Regions from separate parts of the Homo sapiens genome. Here region 1 is linked to region 2. A link is a contact called in ENCODE Hi-C data. All regions are on one chromosome and are shown on one strand. Each heading gives the region's core, a stretch centred on a gene start or an enhancer-like site at or near the end of the contact. The rest is flanking DNA. Distances are from core to core; before and after follow the strand shown.

Region 1 (2,700 bases), core at 201-2,700, 360 kb before region 2:
CACTGCTTATGGAGCATAAAATTGATGGAACCTTTCTGGAAATTTTGGTATATTTCTTAAGTCTTAAGGGAGTATGTATGTCATTTTTCTCAGTAAGTAGAAATATCTCATAAGGATACATTTTAAGAAAAATACAAAATGTGTCTGAGAATGTTCCCTCTAGCATTACCTACAACAAATTAAAACATGAGAACAGTGAAAGTACAACATGGGTGGAATAGTGAGAACCACAAACATGATTTCAAAGGATAATTGACAATGATATTGTGTGAAAGATGATAAAATGAATATGTAGATGCCAGTTTCCTAAGAAAAGCATGTGTATTCATGCAGAGAGAAAAATTAAAAGGAGACACACCAAAACACTATAGTTATCTCTGTTATATGATTTTATTTTCCTTCTTTGCCAAATTTCCTCAATGAACATGTCACTGGCTTTCAAAACAATAGATTGTTACAATCTTATTTTAAAAAAACATTGTATTAAGTTCCCTTTTTCACCTTTGGAAAGGGGAACTGTGTCCACCCATAAGGCTGTGTCTGGATTTCTTGATAACGCCAAAGACAAAAAAGAATTTCCGTTAGAACTTATTCCCCCATCATGTAACAATTAACTGTTCTGAAAATAATCCCTTAGCCAGACGCTGCACTCTGATGTTCAACGTGTACCCACAGATGCTGCTCCGTGAGGTTCTTACAGCATCCATGAGACAGGTGGCACTGCTGTTACTCTCCTGTCACACTCCAGAAAAAAGAAGTCGAGTTATAACTGCCACACTGTAGGGTGGACCCAGAACTAGCACTCAGCTTCTGGACCCCAATGCAGTCTCTTCTCACAACAGACTGACTTGCATTCCTGTCTGCCCTCCTTTTATTTCTTGTACCTCATCAAACCACAAAAGTCCCCAAATGAAAGACTGCCAGTTGCACAACAATGTGACTATACTTCATGACAGAACTGTATACTTAAAAATGATTAACATGGTAAATGTTATGTATATTTTGCCACAAAAAAAAAGGGAGAGGCCTTTGTCGAGGTTGAGTCATGAATTAACAAGGTCAAAGTCTGGCTGAATCTATCCAGTTTGTTTTTTAGGTATAACCGTATTCCTAGGGAACCCAGGCTCACCAGCAAGCTATCCCTAAACTATGAGAAAGCACCCTGACCAGCAACCCTAAGTGGGTGCCTGAGGAGACTCAAAACATCCAAATTCCAGCCAGTCAACTGTTTGTTTACAATTCCTGTTGACAAAAGGAGAGTGGTCAGCAGGCAGTAAGACGACCTAGCACAACACACAACAGAGTCAAGAACTCCAACCCCATCAGTACAGACAGGCCAGGCTTCGTCCACACCACCAGCTACGAAGGCCACCCAGTTCATTTCTCTTACCCCAGTTCCACACTCTGGTCCAAACGCAATCTTCCAGTTATGAAACTGGTTTATTATGCAACTCTCCTGAGTACAAAGAAGGGTCACCACCCAACGAGAACATCCTGCTCCACTGAGAGGAATGTTACTTGTCGCAAATAAATACAACATGCAAACACAATTTCTCTTGGAAGGCTGGTTAGCAATTCGACTCTGTGAAATTGCATCAAATCTAGAGACAAGAACAAAGCTTTGGCCCAGCTTTGGAACATCATGACCACACACGACCAACTAAGGGAGCTGCCGAGTCCTCGCTCGACTTCAGTGCTGCTTCTGGTCTCTCTGTTGAACTTTCTGGACAGCTCTAGGTCGGGCAGGAATCTCTAACAAATTAAACTACAACAGGGCCATGGGCAAGCCTGGGGGAAAATGTCTTCATTACCTCGTTTTTATTTCCCTTTAAAGGCCCTAATTTTAGCACCCGAAAGATGTATCTCCTCTCTCTCTGAGCCATTATTACCTAGGATATGCCAGGCCATTTTAAAGTGGTAATTTTCAACCTTTGGATTTTTCATATGACATCCAAGCAAACTTCATTTTGCACTGCTTTCTACACAATGACTTGTAATTGTTCTGGGACAACAGGCGTGTGCCACCATGCCCAGCTATTTATTTTTCTCAGAAATATTTTCATATTAAAAATTACCCACATATATATGAACACAAGTTATACTATGGATGGGTACAGACAACCCAGTGTCCTCACACAGAGTCAGCCAGCACCATGCGAAGACGAAGCACTACCCACCCCATGCTTTGTCCACACCGGGCGTCCTCAGTCTGAATGACGCCTGCTAATCCTGTTACACTGCTACGGCTTCTCATTCTGCCACTGCTTTGTGATCCACCGCACAATTCTGTCAGCATAAGGACAGTGCTGAGGTGCCACAAAAGTCAAAAGCTAACTACATTTGATTAAAAGAAAATCTAATTTTATGCCTGAGTTGTCTTCAAAGACATGATCACAAATGGTCACAGGAGGAGCACTGGAAAAGCCACTGCTGCCTGGATGGGTTCACCAGTTATCTTACCAATTACAACTGAAAGAAACTACAGCTAAAGAATGGCAAGAATTCAAATCTGGCCGGGCGTGGTGGCTTGCGCCTAAGCACCACGCCCAGCCAGCACTTTGGGAGGCCAAGGCAGGAGGATCACTTGAGCCTAGGAGTTTAGGACCAGCAACATGGCAAAACCCAATCTCTATAAAATAAATATCAAAATTATCCAGGCCTGCTGGTGTGCACCTCTAGTTCCAGCTACTCAAGAGGATG
Region 2 (2,700 bases), core at 99-2,598:
ATCAGAACCATGAAACGTGAAAGGAAGTAGACCCATATCAAACAGCTAGTCCACCTTAGACCCTTCAGATGGATATCATTTATGTTACACTCAATTTATGTTACAGAGCTCAATGGCTGGGCTCTGGTCATCTGTTGTCACCTAAAGTGTACAGAAAAATAGAGTAGATGCTCAGTAACATTTGTTGAAGGAGTTTCAGTCATATGAGATTGACCCCCTAGTTAATAAAACAAAGGCAACTTTTTTGGTAAGTAAATTTTATTTTGATCCTTTGAATGGTCCCAAACAAGCGAACTTATTTCAATGGAAGAAAAGGCAATGCTCTCAAGACCTTGGGGCCCAGCACATTGTTAAGCTGGCCAAAGCTGGAACCGTTCACTACAGAATCTCACAGGTCAAGGGGCCTTGGAAATATTCACAGCCGAGCCTCTTCTGCAGGTCCTGTTCACAGCCACCCACCCCCCATGAATTCTGGGTCTACTTCTCCCCTAATTCCATGAGATCCACTCTTTTCACTTTGTTTCCCAGGGGGAAGAGGCTCAAATTGCATTCTGAATTGATCTAGTATCATTAATTGCCTAGTTTGTCCAATCTAGAAGCTTTAACGGCTCAAAAATTGCTTTTCTCAGATAAGTCTACTACGTGAACACTTTCAGGAGGTGTTAACAGGTGTTATGAACAAAGAAAATGTTCTGGAATTAAGGGAAACATTGGGTTAAACAGATAAAACTTAAATAGATTTCTGCATTGCAGGCCTTATGAGAGCCTTTAATATGCTAATACACACATGAATTCCCCAAAGGAAGGTTATGGTAATGTTTCCCCCTCAGATACAAAGGATTTTCTCTTCTCCAGGAACAGGTCTGGAGTTAATGTTCCATGGAACACACTTTGAGACACAGTAGTCTATGTATTCTACCAAGTGTCAAGCTGTCTCTCAGACCCCGACCTAGAGCTTCCATCTTTAACACACGTGCATTTGGGGGCAGCTATTTGAAACATTTAGGACAAATGAAGGGTTTAAAGGGACAGCAGCCATTGAACCTGAGGCCTTAGAGCTAGAACTAAAAGATTGAGACATTAGGCTGTAATGGACTTCACTTGTTGGAAGAAACAGAGCAATGGCTGAATTTTCCCATCGCTGCAGAAAGAAACTTTTAGTAGAGGACTGCTGGTTCATATCTGAATCCCAGGAGCCCAGCTGGTCGATCTGTTTTAAAGTAGGGCACATCACCTCACTTCCCCAGGCTGCCCCACCAGGTGCACGTCGCGTATCTATCACCTGCAATGTGGTTCGTCTGCTTGATTTTTGTTTCCCATGCTATCGTATGAGGTCATTGCCTTCTTTAGCTGAGACCAAGTGCAGCTGCCAGAACCTCATGCTCTTTCCTGATTGTAATAAGCTCTGCTTTCTCTCCTCTGGTTTTTTTTCTTGTAGCCTCATTAGGAGCAGAATGGTGAGTCAGTGAGGCTCTGATTTGTTCCATGGCAGCCTGTTAGGACCAGGTACCTGACCAAGGACTTGTGGAAACGCAGGGACCTTGGCGCAGGAAGGCACTGACCTCTGTTCTTGAGAGGTTGATGTCCTCATGCTAAGGACAACCTAGGTCCTCGTTGTGGGTGGTACAGGCCGAGTGATGGCGCCTCCCTCTCGCCCTGGAAACCCATCCTCTCTGGGACTCTGCTCAGGTCTGGCCAGAGAACCTTCACAGTCTTGATCACCCCCTCCCTGCTCCCTGTCACTTCCCCAGGAAGCAAACTGACTCAGAAGAAAAGGGAGGCGGCAGCAAAGGTGCTGTCCTGGCTCCGCCACTCATTAGCACGCTGCCCCCTTGTGGCCAGCTTCGTTCTAGTTGTTTTCCCAGGTAAATTCTGAGCTACTCGCCACTTACTTTGAAGCCTACAGGAATGAGAACTTTATTAGGAGAGAAAGAAACTTGAGAATATCTACACGCAACCGCTCGCCTGACACACCCTGAGCTTCTCCACTTCCGTGTTCGGGATGCCCTTTCTCACCCTTTCCTCTTGTCGAATTGCTAATCTTTCAAGACATGGCTGATTGTGATTGTGTCTTGGTTATGGCCTCTCGAAGTGTGCGATGGGTTTCAGAGGTTTTCTGTGCAGATGTGTACATATATGTAAAGGCAGCTGTGTGACTACAAGACAACATGAATAAACACATAAAGACAGTAAACAGAGACGTAGGAACACCACGTGTACACGTATACATGCAAGCGGGGAGGTGAAGATTCAGGGATTTGGTGCTTTTCTGGTGCATTTCCTGTTGGATTTGCTGACCCAGGAGTCTGATAAGAACCCTGGTTTACTTTCTCTGCACAATCAAAAAAAAAAAAAAGATTATCAACAGTAAAATATCCTCTCCACTCACCAAATGTTCACATTTTGCAGAAATATATAGCTTTTTCTTTCTGAAAGCCCCTTCCAGACCAAGTCTTCGACCTCTGGGATTTACATATTTACAGGAGACAAAGCCACACCTAATCTCTGTTGTGGGGGGAACGCTGGGAGAGGTCAAAGGTTAACATTACCTGTATGACAGTCCCCGATACTGTGTGGTGACATCGGGGAGGTCGTCTGGTTTGGAGCCAATTCCATTGCCAGCCTTTGAAAATATACCAGAGTCCATAGGAAAATTAGCAAGTCAGAGAACAGGGAGGCTGTGAATGCACAGGGCTTCCA

Evidence for each region. A loop is a pair of places that touch in the nucleus more often than their neighbours do. Pooled maps may share reads with other maps.
Region 1: a map of K562 shows a loop between it and region 2 (2.4-fold over the local background). The contact joins two enhancer-like sites. A Hi-C loop is called at or near these places in 2 of 168 maps with a recorded cell type or tissue (K562 and gastrocnemius medialis), 2 of 37 single-sample maps with no recorded cell type and 3 of 50 pooled maps.

Annotation. Positions count from the first base shown.
Region 1 is chr2:28,950,946-28,953,645 of GRCh38, reverse strand. No RefSeq gene overlaps it. Among named protein-coding and RNA genes, the nearest start is that of SNORD53B, 24 kb to the right of the region's middle. Within about 2 kb of position 1,450, at least 10 of the 41 ENCODE cell types and tissues checked have a DNase peak (open chromatin) inside an H3K27ac peak, as active enhancers do; they include gastrocnemius medialis, where a contact is called at or near this core.
Region 2 is chr2:28,593,604-28,596,303 of GRCh38, reverse strand. It overlaps PLB1 (phospholipase B1), which reads right to left. Exons shown (of 58, transcript NM_153021.5): 33 at 2,550-2,623. Among named protein-coding and RNA genes, the nearest start is that of PLB1, 99 kb to the right of the region's middle. Within about 2 kb of position 1,348, at least 31 of the 41 ENCODE cell types and tissues checked have a DNase peak (open chromatin) inside an H3K27ac peak, as active enhancers do; they include gastrocnemius medialis, where a contact is called at or near this core.